Regions from separate parts of the Homo sapiens genome. Here region 2 is linked to region 1. Evidence: chromatin contacts called from ENCODE Hi-C or POLR2A ChIA-PET data. All regions are on one chromosome and are shown on one strand. The core of a region is the stretch at or near the end of the contact, and the rest is flanking DNA. Distances in the headings are between cores, read along the strand shown.

Evidence for each region. A loop is a pair of places that touch in the nucleus more often than their neighbours do. ChIA-PET counts read pairs that join two places held with the same protein, here RNA polymerase II (POLR2A). Pooled maps may share reads with other maps.
Region 2: a map of CD8-positive, alpha-beta T cell shows a loop between it and region 1 (7-fold over the local background). The contact joins the promoter of SLC35B4 here to the promoter of TMEM140 in region 1. A Hi-C loop is called at or near these places in 3 of 168 maps with a recorded cell type or tissue (CD4-positive, alpha-beta memory T cell, CD8-positive, alpha-beta T cell and naive thymus-derived CD4-positive, alpha-beta T cell), 1 of 37 single-sample maps with no recorded cell type and 12 of 50 pooled maps. POLR2A ChIA-PET finds 5 or more read pairs at or near these places in 3 of 52 experiments (CD4-positive, alpha-beta T cell, CD8-positive, alpha-beta T cell and endothelial cell of umbilical vein).

What each region holds. Positions count from the first base shown.
Region 1 is chr7:135,145,631-135,150,344 of GRCh38, reverse strand. TMEM140 (transmembrane protein 140) reads right to left here and starts at 2,273. Exons shown (of 2, transcript NM_018295.5): 1 at 2,075-2,273. It also overlaps a transcript of CYREN not described here. RefSeq lists an enhancer at 1,995-2,494.
Region 2 is chr7:134,314,518-134,319,231 of GRCh38, reverse strand. It overlaps SLC35B4 (solute carrier family 35 member B4), which reads left to right and starts at 2,302. Exons shown (of 10, transcript NM_032826.5): 1 at 2,302-2,557. The coding sequence starts at 2,481. RefSeq lists an enhancer at 1,782-2,511 and a silencer at 2,592-2,761.

The DNA.
Region 1 (4,714 bases), core at 1,024-3,523:
AATAAACAGGGTGAGTGAGAGAGAGAAACTGGCAGGAGGAAGTGATGACTAGATTATAGGGTCAGGGAAAGCCTCTCTTCAGAAGAGATATTTGTTTTGAGTCCTGAAAGGGTTCTTCATTAACTAATACTGAAGCAATTGATCAGCTAACTAGAAAAGAGAAACAAAACTATTTTAGGTCCTCATCTCACTCCACATACCCAAATAAATTTCACATGGATCCAAGAGTGAAAGGTAAAACCAGATAAAAAAATCAATGATCTGGAAAAAAGGATATATTTGATTTATGAGTGAAAAATAAAATTTGGAACTTAAGAGCAAATGGAAACTACAAATAAAGAATTGCACAGGTTTAACTATTCTAAAATAAAGATTTCTATTCACCAAAAACAACATAAATATAATTAAAAGTCAATGAGCATGGAAAATATCTACCACAACTATGAAATGATTAATGTACTTAATGTTTAAAATGTTTACGCAAACTGTCAAAAAACATTACACCTCATTAAAAATGGACAAATATGAAGAGATAATTCACAAAGAATGCAAAGTAGTTAACTAACATGAAAAAAAATTCTGTAACTTTTCTAATGTAATTAAAGATACGCCAAGTAAAAAACCAGAGTTTCCCTATCAACACTGTAGGTAAAAACACTTGATGATACCAAAAATATGGTTAAACTGGCATTCTCACACAATGATGGTGGATGTGAACATTTGTACAAACTTTCAGGGAGGCAGATTGGCAATAAACATTAAAAACCCTAAAAATAGTCATATCTCTTTGGCCCACTTTTATAAATCTATCCTAAGACAGCAATCAGAAATCCAGTCAATAATTTATACATAGGAATGTTCAGCACAGCATTACTTTTGGCACAAAATGGGAAGCAGCTTGAAAGTCCAATATCAGAAGTAAACTATGATGTATCAAGGATAAAATACTATGCATCTTTTAGAAAAAGCAGGTATAAAATCACTCTACATAGTGTGACTACATCCATATAAAGAGGCATAGGAGAAAGAGACTAAAGAAGTATTTGAAAATGTTAATGTTAGCTGTGGTAGCTCTGGGTGGTGACATTACAGGCAATTGTTCTCTATTTGCAGTAAAATATTTTTAGAATTATGTGCTACATTTATGAAAAAAAAAGAAATTTATAAAACAGGCATTCAAAACAGCCTTAGTAATTAGATAAAGCAGGGACTAAGCTGGAAAGAAAGTTGAGAAAGGGGAATATGTGCAAGATTGAAAAAATATCTCATGGACTGAGTCTCAGACCTGAGATTTTGGGGAATGGGGTATGGTAAGTGGATACTGAAAAATGCTCTTCAGTTATCATGAGGGAAGAAGGAAATATGTGTCTTTTCCCTCTTTCAAAGGAGCCTTTGATTTTATAGGCGAAGAAGCATAGTGGAAGTTATTAGTGAAACTAAGCCCACATTAAAAAAAATCTCTTAAAATATGCATCAAGAGAACTAAAATACCACCATGGATTTCCACTGGGGCATGAGGAGCAATCTGGTCTAATGACTAACATAAGATCTAAACATCTCTTAGGTCCCATTCTTTGAGGCAAGAACACAAGTTTTTCTGTTGATATTAATCTTCAGTGTGTATTTTAAAGTTTTATGATGTGTTCGTAACTACCATTGAATAGTGGTTTAGTTAGTGTTGGTCGGTGACCTGCTTTTGTTTACCTATTTCTGATGAACAGTGTATTGCACAAGCCACAGCCATGTCCTTGTACACACTGCGTGCAAGACTCTGCTGTGTGCAGTCAGCCCTGCATCGTTTCTAACCAGTTATACTGGCCTTACTTTCATCATCTTTGAGGCCAGAGCTACACATGTTGATGCCGAAGAGTGGAAGGAAGGAGAGCAGAGAGTAAAGGGGGTAGATTATGTAGATTATACAGACATGAGCGAGGGAGGGTCACAGATACTGAACAACCAGTGAGTTCCCCTATGTGGATTGCCAGAACATGAAATATCTGAGAAGAAAACAAAATTGTCTTACAAGGTAGTAGACGTCTGGGTAAGCTGTGATGCTTGCAGGATCGGTACTTACAGAAAGGAGGTGCAGAGACCACAGGAACACTCATGAAAAGGAGAAGCAGGAAATCAGGGTTGGTTGTTTGAATCTTCCTTCTCGCTGGCTTTCTAATGTCAGACTCCAGAAAGGAGGAGTGGAAGGGAAATGGCAGGCAGATGCAGTCCTGAGCTGGTGCCCCCTTGCCTTCGCAGTCGTGCCTAGTAAACAGCTCTCTGAACTTTGGTACATTTGTTCTGACTGATGTCACTATCAGCTGATTTCACTTTCGTTTCCTAACTTGCCAGTGGCCCATGACTTTTCAGAAATGAGGTATGTAAACAACTTTTTATTGTCCATTATGACATACTCTTTACCTACACTGTAGCCGGCAAACCAACTGATTTAAAGAGCCAGGTAAATGTCTTGATTATATCACACAATAATTCCAGAAAGGGAAGGAGCCAAAGAACTCTCGAAGCTCCCAGTGATTTAAACTGCAAGATAAACACAACCCGGAATTTTATTCAGAAGAAACCCATCAGGATCATCTGGTCCAAGCTCCCAGCCAGTGTGGCAGTCAGGACCCAGGTCACCTCCTACTCATTTCCTTGGGAAGCAGCTATGCCGTCTGTCCCCCAACCCCTTTTAGAGATCAATTTTGTAATGATGACTGGGCTTCTCTGGACACAAAACTTTGTGTCCTGAGCATTCTCACTGCAGTGTTTAGGCCCATGTTGGAGCAGCTGGAACATCTATTTTATTTCAAAATAAGAGCCGAACAAAGCTTTTATTTTTGTAAGCATTGGGGCTCCTGGCCAGAGTTTAAAAATTGCTTCCGTTGCTCACATGACCAACTGGAAATTTCAACTGTGGGTTAAACTTGGTTACATGAGACTGCTACCTAGTGCTATTGCTGAATCCTTCAGCGGTTCTCTTCTGCTTCCTTGCCCTTCCTCCAAAGGAGGAGTTATTTGAACTGCTACATTGCCCTCCCCCTGCCCCTAGTTCTTTTAAACGCAAACTCTAGAAAGAGGTGATGGGATCCAGGAGGAAGGAAGAACAGAGGCTTTGAGATCAGAGAGTTCTGCTACATACTAGCAAATTATTTAATCTCTTTGAGCATCAATTTCTTATCTGTAAAATGGAAACAGTACCTACTTTGCATGGTTGCTCTGGGGACTGGAGATAATATAAGTGCTTAGTACAATACTGGGACCATAGTAATGGTAGCTATTATTATGAAAAGTGGAATTTCTGTATATTTAGTCTAGCATCCATATTAATGCCTTTAAGACAGAAAATTAACTTTTAGATACTAATATACAGTAGTTACTCTGAAAACTCAATACTGGTGAGTGAAGTGATATAGAAGAGATAGAAACATATTTATATTTATGAAATTTATTCAAGGTTATCATGTACCTAGTTTTCAAAGAGTCAGTTTTTCAAAACTTACGAAAATCGGCAGTCCCACACTCTCCCTTTCTTCCTCTTCAGAGGCAAGCACTTTCACCTGTGCTCATTCTTTAGGCATTTACCTCAGTTCTCTAAATAACATGCTTGGATTGGTACTTCTTGATTTTTCAGTTTCAGGCATAATCTACTGACTCCCAACCATAAAAGGTGAAGATTTAGCTTTCTTCTTCCCCACTGCATGTTCCAGAAGTATGCTTCCTCTCTTCCTCCTCTATCCAAATTGGTTATAGTTTTGTTTAAATCAATATTCAGTGTTTACAATATTGGAATATGCACAGGTATACTTTATTTTATTGTGCATCTCTCTTTGTGGATCCTGCATCTTTTACAAATTGAGGATTTGTGGCATTTTTGCATCGAGCAAGTCTATTGGCACCATTTTTTCAATAGCCTTTGCTCACTTCATGTCTCTGTGTCACATTTTGGTAACTTTTGCAACATTTCAAGCTTTTTCATTATTATTATGTTGGTTATGGTGATCTTTGATGTTACTATTGTGATTGTTTTGGGGTGCCATGAACCGCACCCATATGACGGTGAACTTAATTGATAATTCAGTTCTGACCGCTCCACCAACTCTGTGTTGGTGTTCTGACCGTGTGTTCTGACCACTCCACCAACTGGACGTTCCTCCATTTCTCTCTCACGTTAGGTCTCCCTATTCCTGAGACACAATAATACTGAAATTAGGCCAATTAATGTCCCTACAATGGCCTGTAAGTGTTTAAGTGAAAGGAAGTGTCACATGTCTTTCATTTAAAATTGGAAACTAGAAATGATTAAGCTTAGTGAGGAAGGCATTGTGAAAGCAAAGATAAGCCAAATGTTAGGCCTTATGTTGTGAAGGCAAAGGTTCAGATGATTGTTAGCATTATTTAGCAACAAAGTATTTCTAAATTAAGGTATGTCCGTTAGGTTTTTTTAGACATAACAGTATCACACACTAAATAGGCTACCTTATAGTATAAACATGACTTTTATATGCACTGGGAAACCAGAAATTCGTGTGATTTGCTTTACTGTAATACTTGCTTTATTGCAGTGGTCAGGAACAGAACCTGCAACATATCTCCGAGGTGTGCCTGTAAATACCATTTACAGCAGCTGAGCCATGTAGAAAATTAAGATTACTTTTCCTATCCTGCATAACTTTTGATCTTCTCTGAAGATAATTGCTTTTTTTAAAAAGTTTGTTTGCTT
Region 2 (4,714 bases), core at 1,053-3,552, 830 kb after region 1:
GCTGATTGGAGATTTAACAAGTAGAGACTACGAATGTAGATTACTCTTTAAAGAGAGTTGATGGTAAAATGAGGGAGGAAGAAAGATAAGTTAGTTTCTTTGAGCATGATTTTGGTCTGAGAACAGGTTTGCTAGCAAGAGTTCTCTGAGCAAATGAGAGGGGAGGATAGAGAGGTCTTCAGAGTTAATGATTTTACAGGCTTCTGCTCTCCAAGTGCAGTCAACAGGTCAGTAGCACCAGCATCACCTGGGAGCTACTTAGAAATGCAGAATCTCAGGCCATGCTGCAGGCCTAGTGAATCAGAATCTGCATTTTAACAAGATCCCCAAGTGATTAACATGCACATTAAATTAATACTCACTGCAGTAGGTGAAGACAGAAATGTGGAGGAAGGAAGAAAGATACAGAACTCTTGCAAATATTACAGTACTCAGGCCATTTTTTTCTTGTGCAATCACTTAGACATGCTTGGGTTTTTATCTGAGATGTAATGAGAAATGTTTAGAACATCCTTTAAGGGCTTCCAAATTAGTGGCATATATGGAAAATGAAGGTCTGTGTGAAGAGAAATCACCTCTAATGAAATCCAGATGAAAATCCAGACCAGCTTCCTGTTGGCAGGATTATTGATAGTGGAGGTGGAGATATTATCATTGCTTCAGCCTCACTCCCAGATAGTCCACTTTACTTGGTCTGAGGTAGAACTGGTACTATTATATACCTGTATATATACCAGTTATATATATATATATATGTGTGTGTGTATATATGTGTATATGAATATAACTGGTATATATACGTGTATATATGTATATATAATTCATTGTTTAATGTGCCAGCACTGTGCAAACTCAAGACGGGTGCTCATTAAATACTGAATTTCACAGGTAGTAGGCTTTCTATTTATGTTAGTTCTTCTTCCTACTCACCTTTTTAAGGCAGCAGTTCTCAAATTCTAGAATGCATTAGAATTAGAACGTGGAGTGCTTGTTAAAAATACAAGTTTCTAGAACCCATACACAAGGATTTTGACTTGGTAGGTCTAAAGCGAGACCCAATAATCTGCACTCGATAACGAGTACTTCAGATGATTCCAATGTGATCTCCCAGTCACGGACTGGGAAAAAAGCATTCCAAACTATTTTGTAGATCTCGAGAAAGACTTCAGAATGTTCGTGTCTCACAGGAAATAGCAAAAACAATATAGCATTCCAAAATCCTACCTAGCTTTGTACCGTGTACTTTGCTATTGCTGTTGGATTCAATTACAACGGAAATATTTGATGTGGTAAAATACTGAGCAGTGATGCTAACCTTTTATAGTAGACACTGGGAAGCAGAAAGGAAGTGTAAACACGTTTCCCTTAAAAACTAGTCTTGCTGGGTGGATAAAGTGTGCATACCTATTTTACAAATAAAGAATAGTGCCGCACTAGCTTATGTACGTAATATGTGCTTAACAAACATTTGTTCATTGAGTAAGTAAGAGTCAAGTCGAATGGCTCAGATTGTAAGTGCTATGAGAATTCCACTGTAAGAAGAGGGAAGTATGCCTTCTTTTCACCATTAAAGATCTGATTGCTGATATTGGCATTTTTGCCAGTAGAAGAGCCTGGACGTTGGCAGTTTTCAAAGCCCCCAGGTGATTTGACTGCGCAGCTAAGTTTGAGAACCACGGAGGTAAAGGAAGGGAGTACCTTAAAGAGCTAGGATTAGGGATAATATCAATAGATCACCTTTAAGGCTGCACCTCAGCCTAATTAAATCAGAATCGCTGGGGGTGGGACTTGGCTATCAGTCATCTTTAAAGCTCTCCAAGTGATTCCAATGTACAGACGTGGTTGAGAGCCATTGCTTTACTTGAATTCTCAGTGGTTCTTAATCCTGGCAGCATAATAGAGTCACCAAAGATACATATATATATATCAGTTCAGGAAGCAGAGTTGTTTCAGATGCTAGAACACCTCCAACGAGCAGTCACAGCTCTGTAGTTCTAGTGCCGCCGCTGCCAGCAAGTTTGTTGTGACCCTGGCGGCCGAGTTACTTTCAGCGCTCTGGGCGGTCTCGCAAGAAACACTGACGCTTTGGGACTTCATTTCCCAGCAAGACCCGCGGCCGCCTATCGCGCGAGTCATGCCGGGCACCTCGTCCCCCTGTCCTCTCTGGCGGAGCTGCCTGGCGGAAGCGGGAACGTCGCATCCTGAGGTAAAGGTGCACGGCATCCTGGGACATGTAGTCTGGCCGGGGCTCGGACGCCCCCTCGGATGAATGGGACCGAAGCTGACTGCGAACTACAGCTTCTTGGCAGCGTCGGTGTTGGCCGCGGGAGAAGGGGAGACCGCGGCGGCCCCCAGTGAGAGCGGCTTTCCAGGACGGTGCGATGTGCTGCGCAGCGAAGAGGCAGGAGGCCGGCTTCCTGGGGTAGCGGTACAGGCGGGCGCTTACTCTGTGCGCTTGCTTCCCCAACCCTGCACCGGCCATGCGCCCGGCCTTGGCGGTGGGCCTGGTGTTCGCAGGCTGCTGCAGTAACGTGATCTTCCTAGAGCTCCTGGCCCGGTGAGTGACCCGCTCGGGCCGCACCCGGTCTCCCGGGGCGGGGCGGAGGAAGCCAGAGGAGAGGTCCCCCCGGGACGCGCCCACGCCCTGTCCCCACCCCGCCGCCCACGGAGCCCGGGGCAGGACGGCCTGAGCCCCCCAGCAATCCGTCCTGTCTGGGCAGCCTGGGACCCCGCTGAGTCCGCTGCTTCCCAAAACTGCGCACCGGCGGCAGTCCCGCCTAACAGTTTCAAAGCATTCCTGCGAGGGGAAGACTCAGGGTGTTGCTGTCGTCACCCCTTTTCCACACTCGGGGGGTATTGAAGTCTGAAGAGTTTTTCACATGACCAGTCCAAGGTCGGCAGAGAGCTAGTGTCAGAACCAAGGTTCCTTCACCAAACCACTCTCTCTTCCTTCCCATCCAACTCTAGCTCTTTTTTCGATCCTGTTAAATGGCACAGGCTGGACTTGAGCAAAGGTTTTTGACTTGTAAAGCAGTCTGACTTTGTACATACTGCAAAGAAAGTTTTATTTTTATTACGGCATCCTGCAAAGCATTTGCTTTATTGGCCTTGGAAATGGTTATGAGTACTTTGCCCAAACATACATAAATGATGCGGTAGAACAGATTTTTATGTAGAAGATCAGTCCACGTGACCCGAGAGTGCTCTTTGAGGTGGCTTGCAAAAAGACAAAAAAAAAAGCAAGTAGAAGATTGGTCCAAGTGACCTGAGAGGGCTCTTTGAGGTCACTTTGAATGTGCAAAGTTCAGTGGATAGAAGCTATAACAGAAGAGACAACAGGTGGTGTGGAAAAGCCTCCAGGACTAAAAAGCTGGGTTGTGAATTTCACTCTTGGCTCCGTCGTCCACTGGCTGTGTAGCCCTTCAAGTCACTTAGCCTCTCTTGGGCTCCTTTTCCTGGCAGTAAAACAATACCTATAGTGTTCTCTAGCTCGTGTTTCTGAATCTATACATTACAAGTTGAGTATCCTTCATTTGAAATGCTTGGGAACGGGTGTTATTTGGTGTTTTTTGTTTTTTGTTTTTTTTTTGGATTTGGGAGTATTTGCATATACATAATGAGATATTTTACGGATGGTACCCAAATCTAAACACAAACTCATTTGTGTTTCTTATACACCTTATACACATAACCTTAGCTTGAAGGTAATTGTATACAATATTTTTAATAATTTGTACATGAATTAAAGTTTGTATACGTTGAACTATCAGAAAGCAAAGGTGTCAGGTGTGGAATTTTCACTTGTGGCATCATATCAGTGCTCAAAAAGTTTCATATTTTTTAGAGCATTTCAGAGTTCAGATTTTCAGATGAGAGATACTCAACTTGTATCTCTGTTGATCATCCGAACAATCCTGTGCAGAAGATTGGTCAAGAATTATAAACTGTTTTACTGAAGTGGAAATGGTCCAAAGAAGTTAGGTGACCCTTCACTACTTGTAAGTGGCAGAGCCAGAAATGGGACCCAAGATATCTAAGCTCCTAGTCCAATACCTTTTTCAACCTCCCTGCCAGTTTTGAACTTGAGCAGCCCATAGATTTTGGTCATCCAGTTCTTCATGTGGTGCCTACTAGAAGTTTATTTTATTTGATATCATTGATTAAATCATCCCAAAGCAACCAGTTTACTTAAGGTAAACTCTGTGTGGGGTTAAGTTTTGCTGTTACGGAGCTTGACATTTTATTGTACAGAAAGTGTTGATAAAGATCTGTTATTTGACTTGGGAATAGGTGATGAGGGATAAAAAATGAAAAAAAAATTGTATCCAACTGTAAATCTGATACACTTTTAAAGGAAGGCCACTTTGGCAACAATTGATTTGAAAATATAAAAAAGTTGGCCAGGCATGGTGGCTCACACCTGTAATCCCAGCACTTTGGGAGTCCGAGGTGGGTGGATCACGAGGTCAGGGGTTCAAGACCAGCCTGGCCAATATGGTAAGACCCCGTCTCTACTAAAGATACAAAAATTAGCTGGGCCTGGTGGTGGACACCTGTAATCCCAGCTACTCAGGAGGCTGAGGCAGGATAATCGTTAGAACCCGGGAGGTGGAGGTTGCAGTGAGCCGAGATAGCACCATTGCACTCCAGCCTGGGCAACAGTGCAAGACTACGTCTCAAAAAATAAAAAAAGAAAATATAAAAAAGTGATACC